Regions from separate parts of the Mus musculus genome. Here region 2 is linked to region 1. A link is a loop called in an ENCODE intact Hi-C map of the cell type or tissue named here. Cell type or tissue: heart. All regions are shown on one strand. Links, peaks and the distances in the headings refer to the core of each region. The heading gives the core; the rest is flanking DNA.

What was found. A loop is a pair of places that touch in the nucleus more often than their neighbours do. Peaks named below come from ENCODE experiments on the same cell type or tissue, not always from the same donor. Only the 100,000 strongest peaks of a DNase experiment are listed, where the experiment ranks them.
Region 2: a loop joins it to region 1, with 3 times the contacts of the local background. A loop is called at or near these places in 2 of 42 quality-filtered maps.

What each region holds. Positions count from the first base shown.
Region 1 is chr16:97,872,021-97,888,316 of GRCm38, forward strand. It overlaps C2cd2 (C2 calcium-dependent domain containing 2), which reads right to left. Exons shown (of 14, transcript NM_174847.2): 5 at 14,068-14,190; 6 at 11,253-11,376; 7 at 9,569-9,674; 8 at 7,590-7,654; 9 at 5,088-5,212; 10 at 4,200-4,374; 11 at 3,109-3,222. Mir6964 (microRNA 6964) reads right to left here and starts at 5,271; the gene lies at 5,213-5,271. In heart, for the core only: a CTCF peak has its summit at 7,324 (motif pointing left); no DNase peak of the experiment used is centred there.
Region 2 is chr16:97,953,245-97,969,540 of GRCm38, forward strand. Zbtb21 (zinc finger and BTB domain containing 21) reads right to left here and starts at 9,378. Exons shown (of 3, transcript NM_175428.4): 1 at 9,170-9,378; 2 at 3,514-3,656. The coding sequence starts at 3,585. In heart, for the core only: a CTCF peak has its summit at 9,522; DNase peaks (open chromatin) are centred at 9,047 and 9,437; H3K4me3 peaks cover 2,372 bases; H3K27ac peaks cover 1,971 bases.

The sequences.
Region 1 (16,296 bases), core at 4,284-12,283:
CTCCCTTTTAATGTTTCTGCCAGATCCCTTTGTCATAGCGATACAGAATATACAAAATTACTAATCCAGAAAAATTGGTACAAAAGTGGGTTGTTGCTTCTGTGAAACCTATGTGGTTTGGGCCTTTGGAACTGACTTGTGGAAGGAATGGTGGAAAAATTTGGATATGTGAACTAGAAAAACCCCTGAAGAAGCCCTGGAGGCTCACAAAATGACACAGGCTATTGCCATTGCTCTTGTGGCTCACCGAAACTAGAAGGTAAGACCTACTGTTGAAGACACAACACACTTTCAGTTAGAACATAGAGAAAGCTGGAACTGACCTGAAAACTTCCTCCCTGCTAGAAGGTGCTATGCAGGCAGCTGGGGGAGAAAAAGAATCAGTGGGCTTACACAGCAGAAACTCTGCATTCTTCTGTACTGACCTGACAGGCAAGATGTATGACTAGTGCAATAGCGGCATGACTACTACGGGGTAACCTTCTGCCTTTTGGATTTGAAGTCAGCTGCACAGGAAGGAATTGACTCCTGATCCTATAAACTTGGTCAAAAGCCCAAGCTTGGGAGGAACTGTCTATTGTTGCTTTGCTAAATGGATAGAGGTCAGAAATATTTGTTCTCATTCAAATTAGTGTCAACCTCAACTTTTGTCAGAGAAGCCTCCTTTGGCAGTGGTCAATGCAGAGACTCATAAAAGAAAATTTTCTGAGAATAAACCACCTCCCCAAGGCTCAGGGAATACTCTGGAAGCAGAGGAGGAAAAAGCTAGAGGCCAGGAAAGAGGGCTGTACACTGCTGTGCCCTGGATATGAAACAGCCTTGGTACGCAGGAAGCACAGCAGGAGTGATTACTTGCACAAGATCAAGCCAGGCAACATTCCACATGCATGAGCGGGTTCATCGCTCTGTTCATAGCGGAAGGGCTACTGGGAGTTGATGGCTGCTCGGGGCAGGAAGGATTGTAGTCACTGGTGGGTTAACCATGCTCTGGTGGATGGCCCCTCATACATGTAGGGACTCAGTTTATTAAAAAAACAAAACAAAACAGAATGAGACATGAGGTGGGAGGGTTTGTGTTGGGGGAGGTCTGAGAAGATGGGGACTGGGGAGTTGTGATCACGGATATGATCAAAATACATTGAATCAAAACATAAAAATATTTTTGAATAGGAAGAAAGGTTCTAGAATACTGTAATTAGACCTTAGACTTATTCCTGTGGTTGTATGGAAGACCTGAGTGCTGAGAGAAACAGTGAGTTTGGAATGGGAACAAGGACTCCACTGGGAACAGGATTAGAAACTATCTGTGTTACATTTTGGCACAGAATTTGCCTATAGTTTACCTATGTTCTAGGACTATAAAGAGGCAGAATTTATAGTGCAGCATTCAGGCCATGGCATGGTTACTACTGGCTGCTTTAGCCAGTCTTACAGTGGGGTGTAAGAATAGAAATTAGAGCAGAAAGACATGAAAAATGAAGTGCTTGGTTAGGAAAGAAGAGTATCTCAAACTGCCAAAGCAAGTGGCAGGTGTGGCCATGGTTATTTAAGCACCATTAGGAAGAAGTCAAATAGTATGTACAAGGATGTAGGAAGGATGCTCTCAGGATATTTCAGGAATTGGTGAGACCCCTGATGCCTCCAGCATATAAAACTATGTATTCATTCGAAAGATACTTGAATGAGGCTTCATAGAGAAATGTGTCACAGGTTCACTCATCTAGGCACTTAGAAGTCACTGTGGTCATGATACTAGGAAGGCCTAGCTACCTATCAAGTGATCAGTGAAACGTAGGGTTGTCCACTCAGTGCTAGGTTTTCAAGCATGCAGTAAACAGGTGTTATGGGATCATACAGGGTTGCACCTAAATTAAGGAAAGTGTGTAGGGCCAAGTACTATTCATTTCAGGTTTCCTGTGGGGAGCATCTCATTGGGCAGAATCTCTGAGGATGAAGCCTAAGCTGCAGTAGAGACCCCAGGATGTTGTCAATGCCAGGACCATAAGACATGTCCCAAGGAAAGCTGTAGGTAATAAGTGGAGTTAGCCCAAGAGACAGGCCACATGGGCTGCAAATGGCAAATGTGCAGGAGTGGAATTGTCTGTGTCTATTGGTACTCCAATCATTTCCACCACATGCATTAAATGCCAAACACAGGACTACAGCATTCAGTGCCCTGATATGGTTCAGTTTCCCTCTAGTCTAAAATTTCCTCCCATCCCCCCATTTCTCCATTCTGAATGGGCACGATTACTCTGTACCCTTGCAGTCTGGAAATATCTAACTCTCCTTTTGGTTTTACAGGGGCTCACAACTAAGTGACATCCCTGAATCTCAAAAACAAAACTCTACACTCAGATCCTTGAACAGTGTTGGAACTATTAAGTTTATGGGGACTCTTAAAGTTAAACTAATTGTATTTTGCATTATAAGATGACTGTGAACCTTTGGAGCCAGCCAGGATGCAATACCATGGCTTAGATATCAAATGTCTCCCATAGGCTCATGTTATGAATACTTGTTCCCCAGCCAATGACACTATTTTGGGAGGCTGTGGAACCTTTAGAAGGTGGGGCCTAGCTGGCAGACGTCTGACACTAGGGACAGGCTTTGAAGGGGATAGCCCTGGGTTTAGAATCTCTTTATGTCCTGGTCTAATATGATCCTGACTCCTTATGTATTTACACAGTCATGCCTCTCCCCAACCCCATGAGGGACTAAAACTGGAGCCAAAATAAGCTTTCCCACCATGAAGCTGTTTCTGTCAACTGATTGATTGCAGCTATGTAAAAATAACTTTAAAAAGGTACCCAGAGAGCTCAGAAAATGACTCTTAAATGCTTGTGTGGACAGTGTGGAGAAAGCACAGTGTCCAGGCCACGCTGTCCCCAGTGTCGCTCACCCAATGGCTCTGACGTCATCCACATGCCAAACGATAAAATAGCTTTCATAAAGTTACCAAGGGGCCCAGCTATGTCCCCAGTCTCCCTTTACCTGACATTCCCAGCTTTTTCATTTTCTATTTGCTACCAAACCAAAGACGCCCCAAGCAGGTAGGGGAGAAGGAAACCCTCACTCCTAAAGCTCAGAAGTACACAGATATCTTACCCGTGTCTGAAGAGGAGAATGTCTTGCTGACGGGGGCGCTGTGGCAAGAAATGGCCTGGACAGAGATGTCCTTCTCAATGACCTTCACTGTGACGGGTGTCCTCACAGGGGACTCTGCAAGAACAAGACTCCATCAGCAAGGGCATGCAAATTTTCAACAGAAGATTCTAGAAATCTATGGGGGGAAGCCCCTAGTGCACCTTGAGGCCCTGCAGTTATTACTGGCTGTAGCTGGGCTTTTAGACTCACACATTTGGCTCTTCCACTGTGTTGGCAAAAGTGGGGCTGGGGGTCTAGATTGGAGCAAAAATTCAGAGACATTTTAATAAAACTAGAGTTCTCATGTGAATTGTGGGTCCCTGACCTGTGCCATGGGAGCTACTTTGGGAAGGTATAACAATGTATTTTTCTTTTGACCACCCAGGGGCTAGCTACAATGCAAAAGAAAGGTTTGTGCTGGCTTCATTTAAAAAACAAAAAACCCAAAACCCCAAAGCTCCTTTTTTTTTTTTTTTTTTTGGAGACCAGTCATCATACATCCCAGGTTGGATAATATTTCATGTTAGGCAAGAATGACTTGAACTCCTGATCCTTCTACCTCCATTTCCTCAGTTCTGGGATTACAAATGTGTGCCACTATGTCTACTTGATACAATTCTGGGATCCACTCCAGGGCTTCCTCTATGCTAGATGAATACTACCCAGCTGAGCCACATCTTCAGCCCACATCATGCCTCTTTATCAGTGGTGTTTAACATACATTCAGTTACCTGTATTAGACTTGTAATAATCACGAGTATGATGGAGTGCTGAGTTCCATGTGGCTGGAAGAACCTCATCTCTGTCTCTTAACATATTCTCTCTCTCTCTCTCTCTCTCTCTCTCTCTCTCTCTCTCTCTCTCTCTCTCTCTCCACCCCCATCTCTCCCTCCCTCCCCTCCCTCGTCTTTTTCCAGGCCACCAGACTTCTCTGCTAAGCCTTGACACTGAATGCCACGATGCTCAGTGTTGCAGGGTGAGCCCCACCCACCCCCACCCCAGAGGCTGGGAGCCTGTGGATCTCCTGCAATGAGAATGCACTCTGGTCTCACCTGAGTTCAGTGGGGTTGCCCTCCCAGTGTCAAACCGAGGTTTGGTCTTCACAGCAGTGACAGTGGTGACCACAGTCCCACATGGCATCACCGTACGGTCCTTTTCTATCTTTGCAGCAGAAACAGGGGGAGGAGCTGGCCAGGATTTCAGCTCCCCAGGTTCTACGTAAGAAAACTATGGCAAAGACAGACATTCATTTTGAAACACAGAGGAGATTCCACGGACAACTGCTTCTCACGCTCTCTAGGCCACAACCCACACACAGAACATGGTGTCACAGAATACCCATGTCCTTTCCTGGTATAGTAATGACCTCTAGATGACCTCTCAAACCAAATACAACAAAAATGCAAGGGAATAGATATTTTTCTGTACTGCTCAAGGAATTATGGTAAGAGGAAAAGGTATATACTTGTTCAGTTTGATGTAGTTTGGATGATTTTTATTTGTTTGGTTTTCCCTGAATATTTTCAGACTGGTTGGTGCAAACTACAGCTGTAGACCTGCAAATATGTATTCTGCAGACAGTAACAACAGGCTGACTTGGCTGCAGTACACTCCCCCCCCACCCCCCCGCCCCAATAACCTCTACTTTAGTTTCTTCACCCATATTACTTAATTTTCTTTTTAAATCAACCTGGACTGACAAAGACCCACGTTAAAAGGAGGGCAGCTGGGTTAGCTGAGATGACACTGGGAAAGGTCATCTCCTATAGTAGCCAGCTTAAGCCACCTTAAGCCAGTCCTGGCAAGATGTGTTCACCTGAGCCTGAAGCCCATGGTGAGAACAGGACATCGTGGGTGAGCTCAGCATGTCATATGGAGGCAACAGTGAGCCCTGGCAGGCAGGAGACAGGACTGTAGCAGCAGAGAACATGCCACCATACCTCTGCAGTGACTGAGCCCAACACCAAGCTGTCAGGCTCTGTCCCACTGATCAGTCTGAAGGTCTGTGGGCCATTAGGCTGCTTCCTAAATAGGTCCAGGTGAATGGTTGCTATCCCCAACAGACCTAGAGTGGAAGACAAGAAAGAACAATGGTGATGTTTCCAGTCTCACACCCCAAGGGGGGTTCCGTTAGGTTCACTACACAGTGTTAGTATCACCAAACATAAAACATAAAGAGGTTGTGGGCATTCCAGAGGGAATGGGGCTACATGCCAGGCCTGCCAAAGGCCATATCCAAAGCACATAGGGTGTAGAACTGCATCAACCATCCTTGAACCACTGACAGAAACTGGAAAACAGATGTGTGTGGTGGTGGTGGTAGAGGTGGTGGTGGTGGTAGTGGTGTGACTACTAAATGTCCTGGGCAAGGATGGAGGGGTCAAGGCATGATGACAGTGACCTGCTATAGAATGTGTACCCTATATGTGAGAAACAAGAATAAGTAAGGAGAAAGAGGGTGAGAAAGGAGGAAGAGGGAGACAGATAGGAGTGTAATGACTAATCACACAAAGATTATGAGCAACAGGGCAAATAGTCAGAATGAGAATTTAAACACAGACTACACGGGCATACTCTACATGGCTTCTGTAAAGCTGCAGTTTCACAGACTACACCCGGCTGCCTTGGAATGGAGGACGGTGGGCCACCAGGAGCAGGGACTGGGAGGAATGAGAAGTTAAAGGTAGCCTGATGCAGGGTGTCCTATATAATCACTCAATGAAGAGAAGGTTTTTCTTATCACCTCCCCAGGCATCTAAAGACAGGTGATTCCAAAAGGCTAGAACAGAACTCTTAACGGTAACTAGGACATGAACATCTGCTCAGTCTCTTGCCTTCCAACTTCCCTTCAGAAGAATCACCAAGAGACTCAATGGTACAGCTGGATAGGACAATGGTCTCTACCTTCCCAATTTTAATGTTTGTATGGATTTTAACATCCAAGAGGTCTGAGAGTGTAACTCAGTGGTACAACACTTTATCTAACATGCTTGAAGCCCAGCACCACAAAATGAAAGAAAAAAATAATTTAAGGACCAGCAAGATGGTTCATCAGGTAAAGGCACCTGTCACCAAGCCTGACAAATTACACTTGATTTCCAGGACCCCCCCAAGATAGAAAGAGAATCAACTCCTGCAAGCTGTCCTCGAACCTACACAGACATACCACAAAAGAATGTAAAAACAAAAAAAAAATCTAACAAACTTAGATCCATGATTATGTTGGTGACTTTACCCTAAACTTCCTCTGTCTGAATCGTGTGTGTGTGTGTGTGTGTGTGTGTATGTATGTATGTATGTATGTATATGTATATATATATATTTATTTATTTAAAGATTTATTTACTTTATATGAATACACTGTGTCGTCTTCAGACACCAGAAAAGGGATCCCATTACAGAGCCACCATGTGGTTGCTGAAAGAGCAGTCAGTGCTCCTAACTACTGAGCCATCTCTCCAGCCCTCGTGTGTTCATTTTAAATTCAGCCAAGGGACTTATTCTGTAAGGAAACATCAGCTGAAACTTATAGAGAGGGACATTAGGACAGGCGCTGCTAGGGCTAACAATGGCTATGATGGGAAAGTGTGTTGTTTGTTTGAGACAGGGTTTCTCTGTGTATCCCTGGCTGTTTTGGACTCCATCTGTAGACAAACAAGGCTGGCCTCAAAGTCACAGATACCCACCTGCTTCTGCCTCCCAAGTGCTGGGATTAAAGGAGTAAACCACCACTACCTGGCTTGTTACGTATTTTTTTGGTTTTTTTTTATTTTAAAAAATTGAAACACCAGTCAATGGTGGTGCATGCCTTTAATCCTAGCACTTGGGAGGCAGAGGCAGGCAGATTTCTGAGTTCAAAGCCAGCCTGGTCTACAGAGTGAGTTCTAAGACAGCCAGGGTTATACAGAGAAACCCTGTCTCGAAAAACAACAAAACTATATATATATATATATATAAAAGGAAGTCTGTTAAGTCTAGAATGGTTTGAAATTGCTCCTCTAATTTAAAAATTATTGATGGAAGATTCTGGAGTTTAACAGTAGAGCCTGGGGAGAAGATTAGGTGCTAAGCATGCTGGCTACTCTTCTAGAAGATCCAGGTTCAGTTCCCAGCCTGACACAGAAACTCACAACCATCTGGTCCTGAAAGATTTGGCACCCTCTTGTGGCCTCTGTAAGCACTACATGCACACAGTGCACAGGCATATTTGACAGGCAACATACTCACACACATAACGATTAAGGAAAATGTTTAAAAACTAGACAAGCATGACCCCCAAAGGAATGACACTGTTGATTCTTAACTTTGTACCAAACATTTAGTTGGGAGACCTCTGGTTCAGAGGAGGAGGCCACCTCCTTCTCAGGGTTTCTCCCCTCCCCATTCCAGAGCCTAGACCAGAGTGCTCATCTGGAACACTTCTCTACATATTCACCACCCACCTTCTGAGGAGCACCCATCCTGTGAGATCTGCAGGACCAGCTCCTTGGATTTGGCGTTCAGTTCACTGCAAAAAGAACAAACCCATGTGAGCCATCCAAAGCTCCATGCTGTAGGGTTGAGTTTCCCACCCCACACACCATGCCATGTATGTATGTATGTATGTGTGTATATATATATATTATTATACTAAAGACACATGGTTGTCAGTCATTAAAAACACACTGCCGGCAGCCTGACAGTTCAGAAATAGCCACCAATTCAACCAAGGGTTGGCCTTTCAGTGGGGACCCATGGAACACCCTTTGGTGATAAGAAGTGTATTGAGCTAATATACCAGCCATGTAGCACATGACAGGTGGGCAGTGCAGACTGAGACCCTGAGTTCATTTGGTTAATTTTTATGAACTTAAAATTGAATGTCACATGCCACTGCTACCATTTATAAAGCACGACTGTGTATAATTGAGTATAAAACACAGAATTCCAACAAGCCTCCCTCTTTTCTATCTTTTGCATAAGACCCATTCATCAATGCTATATCCACCATCGCCTTTAACAGCTTTAGGTGATTCCCTGGAGATATCACAGACTGAAGAACAACTGTACTTTTTACAGGTGTCTAGTACTCTTCTGCCTTGGCCTTATAAAACTTATCCATCCAAGTCCTTACAGATAGACTGTTTAATAACAGAGTCCTTTCCAGTAAACAAATGGAGATTAACATCCTCACACAGTTGGAGGTCAGAGGATAACTCACTACAGTTGGTTCTCTCCGCAAAGTGGGTCCTGAAAATTGGAATCCTGGGATCTGCTGTCAAGTTTGGCAGCAAGTCTTTACCCACCAGACTGTCCCTCCAGCTCCCTTTCCAGGATCCGCCCATCATTTCTGTCATTCCTTGGTCTTTTCTAAGTGCGCTAATCAGTTTTTCTAGATCAAGATCATAGCATCCTGATGCCAGTGGTCTGCCACTATGACCGATCACTCATGGTGAGATCTTTAAACTCCTCTTACAAATGTGTTCATGAATTTCTCCTAGTTAAGTGTTTTCAAAACTGGGACCCAGTATTAAACACTACCAACTCTCTTTGGGGTAGGTGTGAAGTCAGGCAGTTTACTTTCTCCTATGACTTGCTGGTACAGTGGAAGTTATTAATGAATTTTCTTATATTAAGCCAGCTTTACATTTCTGGTGCAAACTGGATTTGTGGATTTGTTTGTTTTTTGAGACAGTCTCTAGATAGCTCTGACTGTCCTGCAACTCACTATGTAAAAGAGGACAACCTTAAACTCAGAGATCTGCCTGCCTCTACCTCTGCCTCCCAAGTACTGGGATTAATGGCATGCTCTACCATACCCAGCTTGGATTTATTTATTTTTAACAGAATGGCTATATAAACACTTTATTTTACGTGTGTCCATGTTTTGCCTACATGTATGTATATCACATGTACTCTCGGTTCTTGCAGAGGCCAGAAGAAGGTATCAGATCCCCTGGAATAACAGGTTCTGGGAACTAAACCTAGGTCTGCAAGAACAGCCAATGCTCTTGACCAGAGCCACAGCTCCCAAATAGATTTATTTTAATGCATCATTGGATCCCATGTGATGACTTTTTACTTAGGATCTTTATACTGTTATTTATAAATGGTTTTCATGTCCCCTTTCTATTTTCTCCACCAGAGGTTGGCATCAGTTAGAGGCTTCCTTCTGTTCTGTGTGGCTGGGTGCTAAGGGAAACAGTCCTTTGTCACAATAGAGAAAGAGAAAGAAGGGTGATCCCTGGAGCTGCCTTTAAAAGGAAGTCCATGTTTGACATGGAGCTGGCTATCTTTCAGAAACTCAGGACAACTTGTTTTCATTTCTTTAATTTTACATTTTCTTAGTGTAAACAGTGCTATACAATGACTCCAGGATCTGTCCGTCTTGAGCAGACCTAGCTGCCACCAGCAGGCCTCTGAGGATGCAGGCTGTACTCACAAGGTGAATTCCTCCTCCCAACTGAGGTCAGTAGTGTTTCTCACTAGGGTGCTGATGAATCTCTGTTCAGGATCGTTCAGCTGAGCCACGCACACATGGCTAAGGCCTGTGATCAGATGAAGCAAGGTTGTATTTGGCTTTTATTTTTTAATTGCATTAACACTTTGCTTACCCACACAAGAAAGAGTAATAAATTAACTGAAAAAAAAATCTCACCCAAGAAACCTTTCTGTCATTTCCCATTTACACACTCTCAATGCTGGGGCAATAACTTGGTGGTAACAGCCCTGGACTGGCCCTAGTGTCCTACTTCTTCATCAATTCATCAATCCTGGAAGCAGGCAGGACTCTAAGGTATGGAGCCTCACCCAGAAGCAACACACCTGCTTAGGCTTGGCTCCTCTTTAGACTAGACTAACAGCCTACCCAAACGATGGTCGATATTGAGCTTAAACTGTGGCTGCACCTCACAGACAACCCGTATCCCACTTACAACAAGCAGATGTTTTCTTTCCTCATCTATCCCACGATCCTTTGTGGGTACTTGGTATAGGCACTTTGACATTTCACAACTGTTCCTGCTCTGAGACAATGTTTCCTCTAGAGCATCAGTCCTCAAGTCCTCTGTGGTCAGTAACTTGACCACAATGCTTGACTCCTTACCATGTTTCAGGTAGGGTAACTTTCATAGTCACTCCTCAAGGAAAGACTCAGATCCATTTCCAGCTATGGGCATCTTAGTATGGCTGGGGAATGGGATCTGGTTTCATAGCATGTGCACCCCAAAATGGGGCCCCACCACAACCTGGTAGTCCAGGGGACCCACTCAGCCACTAGGTGATCCAGGTTATGAAAGGCAACATGCAAGCACTTGCTGCAAAACCATCAGCTACCGCCATCTTTGTAGAGACTTAGTTCACATGAAGCCTCTCTATGCCTTGTAAAGTGGAAGAACCTTTGCAAACAGTGACCAGAACTCCTAGTGTTCTTAAACAACAACCAGAATCTCACTTCCATTCTCACAGGGGGCCTCAGTGATCACTGGGAATCCTGGGAAAACCATGACTCCTCAACTGCCTTCCTCCTCCTATTAGCAGCACCAGAGGCACAAAGCCCCTATAAGCCACTCATACAACCCACTTTCTAGGAGAGCATAAGCTACACTGATCAGAGGCTCAGGGATGCTCAACAGGAATTTATTGGCTCAGCTTAAAAAGACTAGTATCTGTCAGGCTGAAAACAGACAGAGCCACCACGACATTGCTTTCCCTAAGCCTTCATGTACATGCTGATGAGTTTAGCTGCATATTTGTGAGGTGCAGTATGATGCTTCATGGCACATATGTCCTGTATAGTGACCAGATTCTGTTACTCACATTGTTACTGTTTCAACTGCCCTTTCTCTGAATCTGGTACATTTAGAATCCTTTCCACAAACTTTCTGGGTATGCATGATTGGCCACCACCAGCCACAGCTGCTCACTGTGCTCAGGAGGTTACAGCTTGTGGCCTTTGGACCCCAAGCCCATTAGCCAAAGACCAAGTTTTTCACTATATTTCTGCAGAGGAAGGCAGGGATCACACTGTAGACCCAACCAGGTTGCCACATGAGAATTCACCATCCCCAGTCATGGGAGATCCCTCCCACAGTGTGGGCAGCCCCAGAGGCCCTGGTAGCACCCACCTGAAGCACCAGGGTGGTTTATCAGGGAAACTCTGATATTCTTCACCTGCAATTTTAGTTCATGAGCCCTTGGAGGTTTGGGAGGGCAGGGTTCCTGAGCAGTGGAGGAAGGGCACTGTAGACTCTGTGAGGGAAAAAACATAGCAACAGCTGTGAGGATGTGTGAGGTTGGCCAGGGGTCCTGGCTTCTATATGGGACAGTATCTTCAGGGACAACAGTGTCTTCATGGATATCAGAACAGGGCACCTGGCCTTCAGGGTCATCTTAGAATTGACGCTATCTCATGGAAAGATTTTCTTGCCTCTACAGTGGATCTCTTCTATCCCAAATGAAGAACCTGCAAATAGTGATGACTCTGTTCAAAGTCTGCTTGTGGTCTGCTTTCCAGAGCAGTAAAGACTAGCCAGCACATAGATCCATGCTCAGACTCAGGAGATGTACTTTATATAGTGAGTTAGTCTTCGGGCTGTTGTGTTGGACAGGACAACATCTAGGTATAAATGGCCATCAGTCTGTGATCACTTTCTGCCTCCAGTCACAGGAAGAACAGCTGGGAACCCCTGTTATTGCACAAGCAAGGGGACAGAGGCAAGTGCAGTCTTATTTCATTCTCAGAAGGGCATCAGGCACTGGCAGTGCTCACAGGGGCTCTTAAATTTAGCACAAGAACCTAAGACCTCAGAAGGTTTTCTGAGAGGTGCTGGACTCTGGATAGTGAAAGCCATGCAGGAGCTATCCTGGGTTCTGACTGGACTTGAGACACTTCTTTGATCATGGTTACTAACATCTTCAGAGACACTCATGGGTACTGCCCAGCAAATACTGCTATGAACCAGGTTCTTCCCTTCTGTGAGTGAAGAATACCAACAGCCAAGAAGGACTATAAACTTCCTTAAAGCACTGGGATGGGTTGGAGATGAGATACTTTGTCAGTTGTATGTTTGGCTATTTTTTTTCTTTCCTTCATGTGTATGTATCAGTGTTTACATGTGTGGGGGGGCTTGCATATGTGTAAACATGGACATGTCTATGCATATGAAAGCCTGTGGTTGTGATCAGGTGTAATCCTTAATCAGTCTCTACCTTAGTCATTGAGGCAGGATCTCTCCCTTGAACACAAAGCTCACCAATACAGCTAGTTCAGTCAGTCAGCTTGCTTTAGGATCCCCTGGCCTCTGCCTTCAGAGACTAAAACTACAGGCAGACTACCATACATACCAGACATTTACTTTGGGTTCTAGGAATCCAAATTCCAATCTTCACACTGACACAGTGCTTTAACCACTAAGCTATAAGGATTCTACTTCTGGGCCATAAATACCGAGGTACTCGGTCAATATTATTCTGAGTGTTTCTATGATGGCTGTTGGGGGTGGGATCAATGTTCAGTACAGACTTTTTTTTCTGAAACAAGGTATTGTGTCACTGAGACTTAACTGGCCTCAGACTCATTTTGTAATGGAGGATGACCTTGAACTCCTGATTTTCTGGCCCCGGCCTCCTTAGTGCTGGTATTAGAGGCATATGCCACCATGCCTAAGATATATGGTCTTAGAAATTGAATTCTGAGCGGGGCGTGGTGGCGCACTCCTTTAATCCCAGCACTTGGGAGGCAGAGGCAGGCGGATTTCTGAGTTCGAGGCCAGCCTGGCCTACAGGGTGAGTTCCAGGACAGCCAGGGCTATACAGAGAAACCCTGTTTCGAAAAACCAAAAAGAAAAAAGAAAAAGAAATTGAATTCTGGATTTCATGCATGCTGCATGCTATATGAGGACCCTTCCAACTAAGCTATAGCCCAAAAGACCAACATTTAAACAGACAGACTGAATAAAGTAGATGGCCATTACTAATGGGGTGGACTTCACCCATCAGTTGAAAGCCTGAGTAGAAAAGTCTGAGTCATCCCAAATGAGAAAGAATTCCTCCCTTCAGACTGCTCAACCTGAGCCATAGTCTTTTTCTGCTTTTAGAATCAAACAGAAAACTCTAGTCCTCCTGGGCTTTGAGCTCTGAGCCTATGGTCAGTCTGGAATTAGACCAAACTCTCCTGGTGTTCAAGGCTTCAGACATGAGCTGGAACCAAACCATTTATTTATTAGTCCCAACATCATAACATACTTCATAAATCTCTCTCATCTCCATGCTCAAGTGTTCAATTCTCTGGAGAGCTGTCATGGGTGTGGCACTTAATGAAACAGGACAATTTCATTTTAGAATGTGATTAGATATGATAGCCTAGGGGCCTTTTGTTTTTGAGTCCATGGATTCTGAAAATACAAAACTATTTTGTGAACTGTCTCAGATTTTTATATTTCTGGTTACCAGTCCCCTCTGCTCTCCAAGAATCCACTATTAATAGGATTACTAGAAGATGAAGTAGCTTGGGCTTGCTCCTACCTACATGGATGGATAACTGATGGTGGTTTTTGGGAAGACTGACTCCCCTGCCTTATGCCTCTGAGAGTGAAGACTATAACCCCCTGCTGTTCTCATCTGCTAGCTGAGCTTTGCCTACCACCCGATAAGCAAAGGAGGATAAAGATGGCTTCGTGTATTCATGTGACCCTAGTCACCTAGAACTTAGCATCAAATCCTGTCACCAGCTGACAGTGTTTATGGAAAAGTACAAACTAGAAGACCATCACTTCAGCAATGAGTGGCCTGGCAAGCATTCCCACTATGGAGCTCTGACCTTGAGGCTGTATTCTAATACCATGGGCAACATCTGCCTGTGCAATGTCAGCCCCACCATGGAAAGTAAAGGCACTAGAAACACAAGTTCAGAATCTCCTTTGTCCTATGATCTGGGCTTACCTGAGCTTCTTTGACCTGCGTGGGTTTGGTGCTCAGAAAAACAGATGGAGAGGCAGCATTAACTAGGTGCTTGAAAAGATCCTCAAGGGCTTCAGAAAGCATGTTTACCCCGAGCGCCTGCTTCTGGAGAGAGACAGGTCATCATATCACTGCATGCCAGACACAAGTACCAGCCAGGTGTGCTAGATGTTAAACCATCAGACAACATCATTCGACTTTGGTTTGATGCTAGCTCTGATCTCTAGAACTGCAACTGTCCTGTTAGCTCATGACAAGCCAGGAATAACAGCAGTCTTCAGGAGCACAGCCAGTGAGAAACTGAGGACTTTAGTACATAATGAACCAATCATGTCACCAACTCTGTGGGGTTGAAGAAGCCCCTGAGCTGTAGAGGAGCAAAGCCCAGTCAAGAACTTGATGGCAGGCAGATAGAGCCAGAGCTTAGGACAAGACAAGCTGTGCAAAGACTCCAGGCCCCAAATACTGAACAGCAATAAATATGTGCTGCTTTCAGTTATTGGATCTATGATTATAGCTGTATTGGTTATCCAGTTTGTTGCTTTAACAAAAGCAACTTAAGGAAGAAGGTTCATTTTGGCTCACAGTTTTAAGGCACAGTCTATCATGACAGGGGAAGGCAAGGTAGCAAAAATGCGAAGCAGCTAATCACAGTGTGTATCAGGAGGCAGAGAGACATGAATGCTGGTGCTCAACTTGTCTTTGCTTTTTTTTTTTTTTTTTTTTTTTTTTTTCATGTTGGGAACCCAGCCTGTGAGATGGTGTTGCCCACATTTAGGATGGATCTTCCTATTTCAATTGAAACTCCCTCAATGACTTGTTTGGAAGCTTGTTTCCACAGAGCCTATCAAGTTAAGAATGGAGCTTTAACTGCTACCACTATGTAATTCAGACATCTCCCATATTCAAGATGTCAGGGTCTCAGTACCCCATGTAAAGCCTGTGAAGGGACTATAATAAGCTACCTGGGACTCATTTTGCACCATTCCTATCTGGGTACTGGTGCTTGTTCACATGTGTGCATGGTTCTGTTCTGTGCAGCAGATCTCTATAAATTAGTGGTTCTCAACTTGTAGGTCATGCATGACTCTTTAGGGATAGAAAGGCCTCTCACATGGGGCTACAGATCAGCTGTCCTGCACATCAGACATTTGCATTACAATTTATAACAGTAGCAAGATTATAGTTATGAAGTAGCAATGAAATAATTTTATTATTAGGGTGTCACTACAACATGAGAAACTGTAAAAGGGGTTGCAGCATTAGGAAGGTTGAGAACCACTGCTATAAATGCTTTTAGTGCAAGTATTAGAGATAGAACCTATGGCTTTTCCTACAGTGGGTAAGCATTACATCACTGGAATACATCCCCAGATCTTGGGTTTTTTTTTTGTTGTTGTTTTGTTTTGTTTTGTTTTGTTTTGTTTTGTTTTTTTTAAGACAAAATCTCACTGTGCATCCCAAGTTGGACTTAAACTCATGATCTTCCTGCTTCTATCTCCCACAGACTAGGATTACAGGCCTATGGTACCATACTCGGATTTAAAGTATGCATTTTTAAAAAATCTCAATTAATGTGAAGGATACCTTGGTCTCCTTGAATCTTATTTCGGTATTATAGCTTTCATTTTAACTCTTGAGAAAAAGGACTGTGTGGATATTTGCTAAGATGACAGGTCCCACTCTAATGCAGCCCAGGCATCCATGCCATCTTTCTGAGGTTTGGGGAGAGAAGCTGTGATGGTCAAGTTCTGCCAAGATCTAGCACCTTGGTTCCAATGCCATTCTGTAGTAGGCAGCTTGAAAGCACCTTGGGTGCCATTTCCTCTCACTGGGGGCCCCATCTGGCTGTATAGGCAAGGTTCCCACTGGCTTATAAGACACTTGCAACATGTATAACAGGAACTGACTTTAGAAAGGAAGACTGGAGCAATCTGTATTGTTGTTAGACAACTGGATGCCTGTCCCCTGACTGACCAGGCCTCCCTATAGTGAACTTAGCCTGTATCTATTGAAAGTGGACTTGAATCTCTAAAACATAAGGCCTCTAAGTACCAAGAATCAAAATGGCTGATGTTTCCATGGCTCTCACTGGAAGCCAGCGTCTCTTACACATATGTATTAACTAGCTTAATCCTTTACATCACATCCCCTCTACTTTACAGATAAGGAAACTAAAACAGAGAGAAGTCGGGTAACATTCACAGAGCC
Region 2 (16,296 bases), core at 5,121-13,120, 82 kb after region 1:
TGAAATAAGTATGAATTGTCAGAATTTTTAACCTGGCTGTAAAGCTGATTAAGGGGTTTGAACTGAAAGGTCACTGAAATTTTGAGAGAAAGCACCTTGGTGGGCTAGACACTAGATTGTGGTGCCAGCTTCAGCCTGTGAGCTGTACATAGGTTTGTGTGTGAAATAACAACTGTACTTTCTTGCAAGGGCGTGGCAAAGATCAAATGAACGAGTATCTACTGTAAACACTCAACAAGTGTGCTGCTAACTGCCAGGACTGCAAGAATAGGTTTAACTTAGTAACAAAGGAGAAGGTACAGATTACCACCCTATCTCTGGTGAACTAGGCAAAAGCAGGCTTTTCATGTGACATGATGTGTGGGCTCTGCTATATGAGCACCTCCTTTCTGTGATCTAGTTTTATATCACTGTCTCTATTTACAATATTGTCATGAAACTGGGGGTGTAGTTTGTAGTAGAGTACCTACTTCGCACATGTAAGACTCTGAATCTCATTACCAGCACCACAGTGTGTGTGAGAGAGTGTGTGTGTGTGTGTGTGTGTGTGTACATACAGGTGGGCTGGGCAGAGACAGAAAGAATCAGACACTATTTTTTTTTAACTATTAGAATGTATCCACAGTGACTAGATACATCTTTGATAGATTAGTCTAGAAAGAGACTGCTACTGAGAACCATTCTCAGCACCAGATGCAAGTCAACAAGTCCAGAGCTCCCAGCTCTCCAGGGTCAGCCTTTACTAGTCACTTGGAGACTATGCTCTTTGGCTTTCAGAGAGAACAGAGTGCAAGATGCAGACAGGGGTGTGGCTCTGCCACTGGCCTTTCAGCTCTGCCCCAAGAAATGAAGCTAGCACCCACCAGGTTTTCCTTCACTTGCCTGTCTTCCTTTAACAGTGACATGCAGCTCTTTTACAGTTGTAACAAGGGCTTGGATGAGATCCTTTTTTTATTCTAGCCATTTCTATTTCTCACTCACTCCCAGTTCACTATAGGAACCATACATCTGTGTAAAGACACAGCTCATCTTTTACAAGGGTCAGCAGAAAAGCACTGAACTAAGACTATCTCAAGGCTGATTCAGCCATGCATTAGCCGTCTGTAGCACTGAGAATTTCTGAAGATGTTGACATAGGGGAAACAGCAGACCAGAAGTAATGATTGGGCAGATATTTGTCAAGTAGTTCTTGTTTTTAAACTCAATTTAATGATGTGAAAACAGCAATAAAAAAAAAAAACAGATAAAGCACAAAAAGAGAAAATGTGAGAAAGTACTAAATGTGGCAAGGGCTTGGGAAACCTGTTTCAGTTACAGACAGACATATCCCTATGTGGAAGCATGCATTCAGTTGAGTTGTAAAAGCAGTTTTCTGGGAGGTAAGAGTCACATGTGTTTTTGGCTAGTCAGTCACTCTGAGCCCTAGTCTTTTCCCTGCACAGCAAACAGAGGCAGTGACAACTTCCACACAACACTGCTGAGGGGCAAATGGGATGATTATCCCATCACTCACTCAGCTCCTACAAACAGTATCTACCTACCGTCCATTAATCTGGTCATGGAAGTACATTTGGGAAGACTCAAGAAAGCAGGGCATGAGCCTGGGGATTTTGAAGAAAAGACAACACAGCAGAGGTAAATACTAGTGTGATATAAAACTGGAGCCGAGAGGGGGGAGTCATGGACAAGACCATCTCAGGAGTCAGACTATAAGGCTGGGTAGCTGTGAGGGGGTTTTACTCTGTAGGAAATAGGTAGCCACTGGAGGGACCATAAGCAAAAAACCTGAGTTATGTCTTAATTATAACAGTTCTGGCTTCTTTGCAGATGACAAAGCAAAGGGCATAGGAGGAGTCTACTGTCATGATAGCAGTAGCATGGGGTTGTCATTGAGGCAGAGCCACTGAGTTTTCTAATGAAGTAACTACAGAACAATGGGAAGAGTCAACAAAGATCTGACAGGACAGGGAAAAGGATGGCCTTTGAGATGGATCTGACAGAGAAATGAGACTGCTTCCCTAACTCTCCTTTTCTAAGGGACTCAGTTCTGACACTCTACAGCGAGTGACAATTCATCAATCTTCCTTTGTGCACATCTTTTTATTTCCTTTTTTGAGCTTCCTGGAATCTCTGCCCAAACATCTACATCTAGACCATTGTATCAGGCTCTACTTTTGAGAGAAAAACCAAGACACCAAGACGACCCAAAAATACAGATGTAAGCTATGATCCACCTAGAATGTACTAAAACTCTACTAACCACAGCCTAGTTCCTGAAGTTTAGTCTTGCACAGGAATAGCACACAACAATCTGTTGACAATATACATTATGTAGATACAGAGAAATGTCTATGGATATCATAGGAGATGCAGTACAAGTGACAGCCACTAGCACCAGGTGAAAGGCAGACGAGGGAACAAAGCTTGGGGAAGAGTCAGGCAGGAAAGGTGAGAGGAGCTGCAAGGAGTATGCGCAGCACCACAAACGAGAGCAAGAGTCATCCTGGGAACTGTCATCACCCTAAGGGCTTAGGTAATCAAAATGAAGACACTGCAGATTATAAGCAGAAGAGTGACACCCATTTCTACAGTCTCTACAGAGACTGGAGAGAAGGCCAAGTGGCATGGATTCACCTCTACTTACGGGTTGCTTTTACACTTTAAGTCAATTATGAGGACTTGAAAGCAATGGCTCTAGTCCTGGTCTACCTAAAAACAAGGACTATTTGAATTCTTGCATTTTGATTACAGTAAGTGTAACTGCTTATTGAGTTTAGCAACTAAAGTATAGACACTGCTTGAGAGATCAAACAAAGAGAAAAGCAGAGCTGCGGAGTGTTGTCTGGCAATTCAGCACACTGTGGCTGTGGAAGTGCAGATGAATCCTCCAGACCTGACTTCTCAGACCTGACCCTTTGACATCTCAGCTGCTTAGCCCTCACAACAGCAGTTGTGCTGCTGGGTGTACTTTCTCAGTGAGTGTTAAAGAGTAGCAGACTCTGTCCTGTATGAATTCACTATCACTCAACAGCAGCAACAAATCTCATGTACATACCATGAAGCTATCACTGTCCCTGGCTTGCTCATCTCCACCTGACTCATTATGTAGAAATCCCATCAATCAATCATGGCAGAAAAGCCTGGAAAGAGCAGCCGAGACAAACTCCCCTAAAAAAAGATTCTGAAACAGGCTGACTTCCTTATTACTTGGATCTTCCTATAAATACCTTCCCAAACTCTCCAAGATGGTTTTACTTAATGTTTTCTGAAGATTTAAAAGGGGGAGAATGGAGAAAATTGTGATGGTGAAAGCTCATGGCAGACAGCTATCCATGGGGAAGTCTTCAGTCTACTGCCACCTATCAGGAATATAATCTTAACAGGACTGCTCATCCTTTCTGAACAGTAGTGTCCTTGCCTGATCAGTGCTAGCCCTACCTATACCATGTGTAAATCACATGAGACATAAACAAGGCAACTTGTGAAAAGCCCAGTCTACAGAGCAAATCCCACCTGGCAAGCACACATCTTTCTTCTCTCTTCCTCTCCCGAGTGTTTGTGAGCCCGCTGTACACTGTGCATCATAAGAGGTGCTGATGGTGGGAGGTGAGCTCGTTGGCTGGCTTCCTGTTCTCCTGCACCTCACATTCCTGTGACTGGGCAGACAACAATGTGATAAAGAAGGCATAGAGTGTGGAAGAACACCAGAAGGCTATCAATGTGGTCAGGAGGTGGTAGGGTGGAAGAGTGAGTGACTGGTGGGAATAAGGAAAGGCTTGGGATTTACTTCATATTGATGTTAAAGCCAAAGACTCATAACTTCCAGAAATTTTATATGGCCCAGGCTTAAAATCTTTTGAAGTTTGCCCTGGCCTCAAGTCAACTCCCTATAAGGACCCTAAAGCTCCTCACAGCTGGACTCAATAAAATTACTTCATGCCATCACACTAATGCCTATGACATACTAGATGCTGAGGTGAGACAGCTGTATCTTAACATAAATTAATTCAACCCAAGCATTTCCATCCTTATGCTACTTGGAATAAGGACTTTGAAGTTTAAGGAAGGTGGGCAATTTTGGAATAGAGTATTCTGGAGACAGATTCATAAGAAAGGGAAGCACACAGTCAGAAACTCAACAGGATACTATAAAGGGAAGGTGAGGAAGTGCAAGGATTCAAATCGATCTCCCCTATTTCAATTTAAAAGACTGGTGCCATAGCAAAAGATCTTTACAAAAGAGCTAGGCTCTGGGACTAGTCCAAAAATGCACACTAATAGCTCTGTGGGAAATGTCCCTTTACTAACCTAAGGCTAAGCTCTGGGAATACTGCCCCTCTGCAATGTTGAAGAATACTTACATAAGCCTAACATAACCCAGGAACTAGAGGGATGCATGTGAACATCAACATCCAACATTTAAACACACACACACATACACACACATACATACACACACACACACCCCTCATCCCCAAGCTCTCACTCTCTACATGATTTTACTACATGGTGACAGGAGGCTGGCTGAGCTTCAGTGTTATCATCACTCACCTGGTAACACTGCAGACATCCTGAAATTATCTAAAGTGCCTCTGGTTTCAAAGCCAGACAGGCTTAGGGGAATACTTCATGGTGTCAGGTTACTGTACTGCATTTCAACACATTTCAGCCTCCCTCTCTCTAGTTCAAATTTGGTTCAAGGGTAGATTATCAGCCTCAGTCAGGAGGATGGCTCCACTGTAACATAGTTTAGGCTCTTAGCTATGCTGCAAACAAGCAGCTTCTGTTGGTCTGTTCTGGCCACTCAGCAGCCATTGCTTCTTCTGCAGAAACCCTCTGCATTGGTCTGGAAGAATATTCTTGCCTAGCAAGTGCAACCTGATGGTTGTAGGAATACACCCAAGACCAGGCCAACTAGAAACTTTCTCCCTAGATTATGGTTCCTGCGAAGACAAAGGCAACAGTTGAGTGGAGCCGAATGACTGATCTCAGTGTGGTCTGAGAGCTCATGCTCTAGTGCCTGACTTGTACATTCCTGTAAGTGGTTTGGTTTTGTCATTCCTGGCCCAGGGTTTTTTTTGTTTTGTTTTGTTTTGTTTTTTTCTTGATGTTTAAGCTTTTCCTCGAGCCTCAAGAGATCATGTATTTTTCATTTTATTTTTTAAAATAAATCCCCTTTTTAACCAGTCAGTTTCTGTTCTGCCTTATTTCTGCATGCTTCTTGCTCTTGTCCTAATCTTTCATGTTTGTCTTTCATATGCTAGATTCCTCAAGAAAGGCTTCCATTAGTGCCCCAGCATACACTATCTTCCATGAATGCAGCTTGCTCACTGGCCCTCTACAAGTGCAAGGCATGGTTAAATATATCTGAGGGGTGTTAATTACATTTTTTTTTTTTTTGAGACAGGGTTTTACTGTGTAGCCCTGGCTGTCCTGGAACTCACTCTGTAGACCAGGCTGATAATTACATTTTTTACACAGGGATATTCAGAACAGAAAAAGCCCTGTTGTCTAGAGATAAGGAAACCCCAAAATTCAGTTTCAATGTCTTAAATGTCTTCATGGAGACAGAGGTGTAAGAGCTGGTGTAGTTCCCAGCAGTGCAGAGGGAGCTTAGGAACCACCTTGATATAATACTGAATGAAGTTATAGTCCTGACTATCTTAGTTAAAACAGAACAGGCTAAATATAAAACCTATTAAAAAAAAAGCCTCTACAGACTCCTTTATTCAAACTACTCTTAAAATTCTTTAGTTACCTACTGTGGCTTTTTCCTGTTTCTGTTCCTGAGACACAACCTGCCCATCTGACCTCCTCCACTACTCAATCTGAACCGTCCAGATTTTGCCAAACCCCTTTTGCAGCGCAGATCAAGTTCTAATCCTTAAGGACTCCTTTAGGGCTAAACACTCCCAGTCAACATCCTAGTTTGTTTGTTGGAAGTCCTAACTTCTGTACCTTACAAAGGAATCATATTTGGAGCTGAGGTCTTTAAGACACAGCTAATTAAGTTAAAATGTGTCTTAATCCAAAAAAAAAAGAGTGATGTCTCTGAACAAAGACATTAGATCAGAGACAAACATGGAGGGAAGATCCTATGAGGACACACAAGGACGCTATCTGCAAGCCAAGGGAAGAAGTACAGTAGAGACCTGGCCTACCAACACCACTTTCATCTCCAATTTCCAGCTTCTATAACTGTGAAAAAATAAGTTTCTATTATTTAGGTCACTGAGTCTGTATACTAAATTAAAGCAGGCCAACTAAACAAACACAGTCCTAAACTTACTTAAGCTTAGAACAAGTAAGCAAAATACATCATGTAGCACATGTCTATAGTGCCAGTTCTTGACAGACTGAGGCAGGAGGATTATGAGTTCAAGGCCAACATGGGTTGGAGTCTCTTGTCAAAAAGGCAAAAAGCAAATGCCTACTGCCAACAGTAGGCACAACAGTTATCACACAGAGCAGGTACACCAATCAACACATTATGCTTATTCCCTGGCATATGCTAGTTGGCTGTGTGTCCCGCCAGGACTGCAAGCTCTTTAAAGTCCAATATATTACTTTTGGCACTCCTCATGATGCCCAAATTGAGATCTTACACAATACATATGTGATTATTTTTCACTCCCTACTCCAATTTAAATTAAGGAGTAGAAATGAAGCTTTTTGACTGCTTACTCTAAATAAAGCTGGCCACTTTACTGACCTGTTTTAGACTACAGGGGTTTTTCCCCTAAATTATTTCTCTAGAAAAACCCAAACTACAGACTAGCATACAAGACTTCTCTGACTGATATCAACTCACCTCTGTACCAAACCTGGATGGCTGTGGTAGTTTGAATAGGCCTGGCCCCAATAGATTCACATGAGTGAACTCATAGGGAGTTATATTATTAGGAGATATGGCCTTGTTAGAATAGGTGTGGCCTCCTTGGAGTGTGTCACTGTGGATGCAGTGAGGTCTCCTATGCTCTAGCGATGCCCAGTGTGGACACAGTACCCTTCTGCTGACTTCAGATTAAGATGTAGAATTCTCAGCTCCTCCTTCATTACCATGTATGCCTGAATGCTTCCATGCTTCCCACCATGATTATAATAGACTAAACCTCTGAAACAAAAAAACAGCCCCAATTAAATGTTTTCCTTTATAAAAGTTGCCTTGGTCATGGTATTTCTTTACAGCAATAAAATCCAAACTAAGACAGTGGCACTCCTTACCATCTAACCCACAAATCTGCACTTCCAGTTTCTGAAACCCTAACGTGTCTTTTATCTCTCCTTTACTTGGCCACTTTGTACAGAAGGATTCAGAGGGAACTATAAAGCTTTTGTAACTTGCCAACAGCAACACTTCACCGCTCTGCAATGACCCCGTGGTGATCTCAATGCATCAGGTTTATATGTGGCTCCCTCACAACACCCCACATGCTCTCCCAAAAAGCCCTTGTTTTCAGTTGTGAATTCCTAGCATAGGACTTAGCAGGTATCTACCACATAAAGAAAGCTCACTAGACTTGGGGATTGGACTTGTTGATCTTTATCTCTCCAGAGTCTGTAGAACCCAGCATGGGGGCGTTTTCTCAGCCTTTCCTGAGCTTTTGTGACTATATTAACAATTGGACTGACTCCATCTGTATCTCTGCTCAGACTTCTTCAGGCCCCACCCCCTTCCTTCTAAAGAGATCCATCTCAGTGAAGTCACTTGTCCTACATGGCACCTGTGATCCACACTTTCACACCTGTTTGTCTTCAATCATCACCTTCTTAGGTTGGATGATGCCAGCCATATCTCCTCTGGCAGAAAATTATTCTTTCCTTTGCCCTTTGGCCAATCTCTGATACTTGTAAATCCAGCCCTTTAAGCTCTAGTACTGGGACAACTAAAATGGCTTCTCAGTTATCTCCTTGTCTAGAGACCTCTACGCTACTTCTTTTGTTGCTGTTGTCATATCTAATATTCTCCACCACACAATACTGTCAGTTCCTCAAGGGAGAGTTTCTATTAACAATTTCTATTTCCTAAGAATGACACTCCCTATACTTTCAATAAATACTAAATGAAAACACTATGCTGTTAAGTGCATCGGCTGAATTAAAGAGTCATTTTTACGTAAGCCAAATTTCTACTTTAACGTCAATATTTAGGGGTAAGGTTAAGGGTAATGATTAATCACTAGAAGTGGAGGAAGGTTTTCAGTGGAAACACTAACATGGATTAACCTACTTTCAGCCTCTGAAACAAGGTGGGAGGACCATGAAACAAACCCAGGAACTTATGACTCAGGGTCATGCTGATGAACAATCACCAGACTATGCTGTAACACAGATAGATGTCCAAAGATGTAGAAGCGATTGGAGTTCATGCAACACACAAAAAAATGCCAAGCTTCAAAGGGCGGCTCAGTGTCCCCCAACACCACCCCTGTGTCGGGCAACCTTAGGGAGTACCTGTTTAAGGCTCTCTGTACACGTTCTGTAGTGTGCGGTTCTCCAGAACCCAGAGCCTCGGGGGCACATATGTGCATGGTTCTTTGATTACAAGGTGCAGTCTCTGCAGAGGAAGCACTCAAAGGTGCTCCAAATAACCAAGCCAGGGAGATGGGGGAGACCCCGGCCAAGATGTGAGCTGCAGGGAGGTCTTCCGTGCTATGTCCCCGAAAGAGGGTCTTTCTCCTAAGAAAAGCCTTGGGCCCGAGGGTGGGGGTGAGGGGTCCGATAGGGTGTGCATGGGCAAACGAGGTGGCCCCAGAGGTGCTGGCTGCCAGGCTGTCACGTTCCAGCCGCTGCAGGTGTGGGTGCCGCCGCCGCCGCCACCGCCCGCCAGTTTCCCAGCCCCGCGCGAGCGCGCGCCGCCCGCCCGCCCCAGAGAGCGCGCCCTAACCCGCAGCGGCGTCTCAACGGCTATGCTGTGGCCAGCACCCCAGACGCACACCGCGGCTACTCAGGCCGCCCGGGCCAGGGTGAGCAGCTCAGCGGCCTGGAGGCTGAGCATGCGTAGGAGCGAGGGCGAGGCCAAATGCGGGCAGAGAGCATGCGCAGTGCTTGGACACGCTCGACTACGTGGGAGTCTGGGCATGCTCGGTGAGGACCGCGGCCCCGCGCACGCGTAAAAGGGCCCGACGCCCGCAACCCACTGGTGGAGGAAAAAAAGAAGAGAAATCACCTCAGAGTTACGTCAGGAAAGGCCGCGTTTTGCGGAGAGGCCGTAGTCCCCGACCGGGCCCGACGTCCTCCTAGGGCGCGGAGCGTGACGGTTACTCACCGCTCTTCAGCCCTGGGGCAGGCGCCAAGCCCCTTTCCGCTCACACTCGGCTCGCGCAACCCGCAGCCTCCACTGCCGCTGTGATTCCATCCATCTTGAATTTGACGTCATCCCACACCAGGGATGAGGTCATCGCAAGCAGCGCTCGTCACGTGCGTGGCGCTGGGATTGGGTGCCGGGCGGCTGGGGGCGGGCCGAGGGCGGGCCTGCGGGAGCGCGGCCGCGTTGGGTCCGGCGCGTTGGTGCCTCTCCGGTGAGGCGCGGGCACGAGCAGCAGAGCGTAGGGACGCCCCCAGGGTACGCATGTGGTCGCGGAAAGCCCCTGAATGCGGAATGTGGAGCTATCGGGAAAATAGCTCATCTCCATTTCTTCCTCCTGGAGAAAGCGGCAGTGAACAAGTTGGGTTCCCAGGTTCCCCTTATTCGCTCTGTGGCTTTTTCAAACACATATCCAAACCTTACCCTTTTAAAATGGTGTTGAAGCTGGGAAGGGTGGTGCATGCAAGGAATCCCATCATCCAGGACACTGAGGCAGATTTCCCGTTAACTATTCTGAACTACAGAGTGAGGCCCTGGCTCATTTCAAAACAAAAGACAAAGAACGATTAACCTTTTTCCCTGCAACACCAGTTCTCTTTTAGCCTCTTTGCATGAAAATTACAATGCCATTTGTCAGATGACTGTACGCCAAAACCAGGCAGCTGGGTAACAAATGCCAAACTACAAATTCCAGCTGTGAAGAAAGGGTCTCTAGGCCACGGAAGTTTTCTAGAGCCTGGAACATAGCAGCAGACAGTCTCAACAAGTGAAATTTCTGTAACAGACTTTAAAAATGCCTAGATCCGCCGGGCAATGGTGGCGCACGCCTTTAATCCCAGCACTTGGGAGGAAGAGTCAGGCAGATTTCTGAGTTCGAGGGCCAGCCTGGTCTACAGAGTGAGTTCCAGGACTACAGAGAAACCCTGTCTCCAAAAACAAAAACAAAAACAAAACAAAAGCCTAGATCTTAAATTAGGTGTTCTATGTTTCAAGAAGTGTGTGGTTTTCAAGTATGCTTCTGAAGGTGGGTTTTAACTACGTGAATCAAGGTGAAACAGCATTATGAAGTGTGTGAGGGATATGTGGAGAAAGGAATCTTGCAATAGGTAGATCCATTGGGGGGGGGGACAGACTCCAAATGAATAACTCTGAGTATTTAGTTTTTTTTTTCATTTCAAGACTATGCCCTTTAGAATTTCACACTGAAAGTTCTCTTCTGCAATCATTCAAGGGTTTTTTTTTTTTTTGGTTTGTTTATTTGTTTGTTTGTTTTTAATGTATTTGTATTTGAACTGTATGGCAGTTAAGCAAGAAGTGGTCTTGTAAAGAGGGATTTGAGAGGACCACACACCATTGGGCCTCTTTTTTACATGCAGAAAATCAGTATGGAGCTGCAGAGCCTATGGCCCAGAGAGAAGCCAGATTCGTTTGTTTTGTTTTGTTTTGTTTTGTTTTGTTTTGTTTTGTTTAACCACATGGAGTGCAAAGCAACCTCCCTCCAACTGTTTGCCAGCTCAGTTGCTGTATCTGCAGTGCATGCTGCCTGTACTCTGGTGTCTCCATGTTCAAACAAGGTTGCCAGTTCTCTGAATCTGACCTAACTGCCAAATACAACAGAAACCTTTGGATCTTTCATACACCTCTGGCTTATGATATATTATTGGTTCCTTCTTCTAACTCAGTGACAGTGCTGTGCCACTTTGCCCTGGACTTCCTGCCCCTGGTTTGCACCTTCGTGGCTTCCTGTATTATTTCCTTTGCTACCTGCCCATCCACACACTTTTCATTTCTGAGGTCTGTGGTCTTACTTTGCGTTTCTGAGGTCTGTGGTCTTGCTGGTCCTGTTACTCTGTGCTACCTCATCTATGCCAGGGAAGATACTCTGGCAGTACAGTCACTTTAAGTGTGTGTGCCCACACCCATGTGCACACACAAAACTTTCTAACTGCTCTTCCAGCCTCCAGGTTTTACTCCACCCTGGCTTTGCAACCAGGGTGGAGACTTATCTTATTTTAAGATAAGTCTTAAAATGCTACCTTACTCCAGTGTGAACACTAGGTTCTCCATTGTTTTTAGGGGAGAATTGAACTTCATCCTGTGATGACTTAATAGCTTGACCCCCATCTGTGAAAGCAAACCTTGCTTGTTACCCTTCTCAACTCACCTCTGGGCTTCAGGTATGTTGATTCCTCACTGGAGCTACCCTGTATCTTCTACCTTGTCCTGTCATCTGTAATTGCTCTGGGATTCTGTTGCTTCTATGCTCTTCCTGTCACTTCAACTTTATTCTAGGGTTGATGCTACACCTCTGTGCTCATTAGTGCCTTTTGTGGGGTTTGTCTATTGCCACCTGTATGTGCCTTTGAATTTGTCCCCCATAGGCTTCATGCCTGGCTGTGTGTGGAAGACCAACTCTGACAGTGTGGTCATCGATCTAAGGAGGGGATGTGGGGTTGGTGATAATGTAAAGCAGGCGCACACTCACACCTACTTGGTGGATGAAGCAAGCTTCAATGAGCAAACTCTAACAATGTCACACATATACATACATACACACAACATACATACATACATACCAAACATATATTCCTACATTCATACACATTCACGCACATTTGGTAGATGGAGCAAAGCTTTAACAAGCAGGCTCCAACAACTTTATTTTTTCTTTTAGCCTTTTTATACCATCTAAGACAAAGTTATCTGTGTAAGAAAACAATTACCTCATAGCCACAAGTTATGTATTCTCCAAAACCAGTCACCACAAGGACATACTCTTCAAGAACAGATTAAAATCATCACGCAAAGGAAATTACAACAGAATTATTGATTGTGTATTCTTCTTTTGAATCTCATACCTAACTAAACATTTCCCATCTATAATTCATGGTAATCACAAAGCAATAATGCTTTTGTCATTGTTTAACAACGTTTAAGCAAGTTTTTTTCCCTATGCTTAGTTGACGATTTTATTTACCAAGAAACAGATCATCTACCTTACATTTTCTTTTTGAAATCTTGTTCAGCTAAACTGGCTAATCATCTATTCTCTGTTTTTATAGTCACAATAAAATTATTTGCTCTTTATTCATAGCTTTGCCTTTTCATGGTGCACCTGTGACCACATCCCTAGATCATGAAATCCAGGAACTCAAACTGTGCTGGTTTGAATAGGTTTGCCGCCCCCTCTTCCCCGCCCCAGACTCATGTGTTTGAATGCTTGGCCCACTAGCAGTATTAGGAGGTGTGGCCTTGTTGGAGTAGGTATGGCCTTGTTAGAAGTGTGTCACTATAGGGGTGGGCTTTGAGGTTTCCTTTGCTTAAGCTCTATCCTTTGTGGAAGAGATTCTCCTCCTGGCTGCCTGTAGAAGACAGACTCCTTCTGGCTGCCTTCAGATCAAGATATAGAACTTTCAGCTCCTCCTCCAGCACCATTTCTGCCTGCATAGTGCCATACTTCCAGCCATGATGATAATGGACTGTACCTGTGAAACTGTAAGCCAGCCCCAAATAAATGTTTTCCTTTATAAGAGTTGTCTTGATCATAGTGTCTCTTCACAGCGATAAAACCCCAAGACACAGACCTAACCTAGAATGAAATGTTTTCTTTGAGCATTAATTTGTCCCAAGCCTATTTTTCTCTTCCTAGTACAATTACATACATGCAATTGTTGAAAGCTTACTGTATGCCATTTTTAACCTATGCAGCCCTCACTATTCTACAAGATAGGGTCCACATTCTACTCTTACTTCTAACTGTATTAATATATTTAATTAATTCTAACTTTAGAAGTTAAAATAATTAATTCCAACAAACATTTCCTTAAAGTTTTAATCAAGTACCCTAACTTCCTAAGACTATTTAAATAAAATCAGGCATTCTGTAAAATCATTGACTCATCTAAACAATATGGAAAATCTCCCAGTAGAGTGGACCATCTCCAGGAAGTTCACCTCCCCACACAGATTCTGAATGGCATCCACTATTGCCCCCTTTTAATCCAATAAAAGTGTTTTTCCATACAATACAAACAATTATGAAAACTTTCAGGTAAGATTTGCATTCATAATGCCCAGTCCATTTGTATTTAGCAACTTTGGAGAACATAATTTACTATCTATTCTACTTGGTGAGTTCAAAGTTCTGTATCTAAGTCACTTTTTCTCATAACTTGTATTTATCAACCTATAAATATATTTTTAGACCTTAACTATGAGACTATATCTACTTAGTCTTTAACCCCATCAGTGACCTGAGAAGGATATTACCTAAGGAAGCAGGAAGTGTAGAGCAAGCAGCTTCTAAAACTATAGACATGACAGGTTGCTGGTTGTAGTCTTGTTAGGTACTAGCTTAGTTAATTATAAAAATAAACTATATTTAGCCTCCTGTAGACATTTTCAAAGTTAATCAAATAGTAAATAGCTAGAAACAAACAACATTTGACTATTCAAATATACTGAAATAGATAGGAATTATAGGGTATGATCTTTAAACACTTTAGAGATCTATAGAATACAGCATTTAAAGATGTTTTAATAATAAAAGGCTTGACAATGAGATATGTTTGCTCCTGGCAGCACCCTCATACTACTTCAAAGATGATGGGTATCAAAAAAAAAAAAAAACCCATATGGAGTTTGCTTCAAATGTGCAAAGATAGTCATTGGGCAAAAAACTGCCCTTGCCGTCGTCCTCTGCTGACAGCATGCCATCCAAGCTGTGGACAAGCAGGACACAAAGGAAGCCAACTGCCAAATTTTGCCAGGACAAAGTAAGCTAGTCTTTTGTAATTCCTGCATCACAAGAAAGTCTATCAGATATTCTGGGCCAGTAGGTCAAAAAGATGGACACCCCAATATTGCAGAGGATCTCCAACTCTGCCTTTATGTACATGTTTATGCACATATGATTTAACCACTTCATTATCATTTACCACCTGGGTGACTTCAAAAATAGATGAATGCCCCTTTCTCACTTAGTTACTGAGGCGAGCTAATAGCCATGAATGTCTCTGCACTTTGGAAATTGTTAGGAAGAGATGCCTGTTGAGCAGAAACCATGATGACATCATTTCTGGTTCTACAAAGTTTGCATGCTGAATCCATTTGACACACTGTTGTCTAGAAGTCTAGAATATCCTAATAATACTGGAAATCCCAAGATTTTTTTCCCTTATAAAAATCAGCTAGGGTTTTACAGTGAGATGCTACAAGCATGTGTCATGACTGCAGAAGGAACAAGACTTGGCCTCTTGGTAAAACCTGCTTTCCTGTCAATGCTCAATTCTTCCTTCACCACTAGTGGACAAGAGTGATCATCGTGATGATCCAGCTGCAGGAAATAAATACTCACATTAGTTTTGCCACTCCAATCTTATCCAATCTGACCACAGTTTGGGACAGGAGTTGTCAATCTCCCTGAAATATCACAGAAGCCAGGCTGTGGCAATATTATTGGAATTTTCATTGTCAGAGCTGGGCTCTGACTGCACTAACAGCTGACTTTGGCTGCATGTTCTCCAAATCCAATTAAAGAGGAAAGTGTAGAAAGGAAATTTATTCAGTGTCATTGTAGTAGAAGGAGGAAGAAAGAGGTGCAGTGAAAACACACACACACACACACACACACACACACCTTTAGAGTCTGAACAGGCTTAGGTATAAGTAGACAAAGGTATGCATAGCTGAGCAGTTATGATCAAGGTATGATCCTAACTCATTGACCCATCATTATTGTCTCAGCTCCTGCAAGATGGTCTGACAAGTTGTCAGAACTGTGTGAAATCTGTACCTCTTGTCTGTCCCAGGCTTCATGCTTTTCCATCTCAGCAGGAGACTCCTGAGGAAATTCCAGTTTCTTGGGGACAATAGTTTCAGTAGTCTGACAGCCTAAAAGTGGGACACACATCCCTTTAGGAGATCAGCATTATTTCCATATTGGTTAGAGCAGTGGATACCATCTATAATTCTCTAATTTGAACACCATTTACCTGGGACTAGCATTCAATTCCTGAGGTTAAGGATTGTAGCCCCTAAATTGCCTCCCACTGTCAATCAATTACAAGCCCCAAGTTCTGGTGACTGCTTATACATTGGGGTTCCACACCCAAGTCCTAAGGTGTGACTGGTGGAATGGGTCATAGAACCCAGGGGAACACTTATTTACAGAAAAGAAAATTATCAAGGAACTCTAGATAGTTTGGGTTTTAAATGAGTGAGTTTAAGAAGAGATGAGAGCCCAGCTTCCAGTTTTCTTTTGTAGGCACTTTTAGATTATAGTATAAAAGGGAGTCTCCGGACACCCGCAAGGACCCACACAGGATCCGCCACGGGATCCTAAGACCTCTGGTGAGTGGAACACAGCGCATGCTCCAATCCAATCTCACAGGACCTGAGACTGCATTAATTAAGGAAGCAGAGAACCCGGCCTGATCCGGGGCACAAGTCCCTTCTGGTCCACTGCAGCACCAGGGTCCCTGGCCCGGGCAGTCTCCAGACACCTGCAAGGACCCACACAGGACCCTCCACTGGATCTTAAAACCTATAGTGAGTGGAACACAACTTCTGCCAGGAGGCAGGTTCAAACACCAGATATCTGGGCACCTTCCCTGCAAGAGGAGAGCTTACCTGCAGAGAGTACTCTGACCACTGAAACTAAGGATAGAGCTAGTCTCCCAGGTCTGCTGATAGAGGCTAACCTAATCACCTGAGGAACAAGCTCTAACCAGAGACAACTATAACAACTAGCTCCAGAGAATACCAGATGGCGAAAAGCAAACGTAAGAATCCTACTAACAGAAATCAAGACCACTCACCATCATCAGAACGCAGCACTCCCACCCCACCTAGTCCTGGGCACCCCAACACAACCGAAAAGCTAGACCCAGATTTAAAAGCATATCTCATGATGATGGTAGAGGACATCAAGAAGGACTTTAATAACTCACTTAAAGAAATACAGGAGAACACTGCTAAAGAGTTACAAG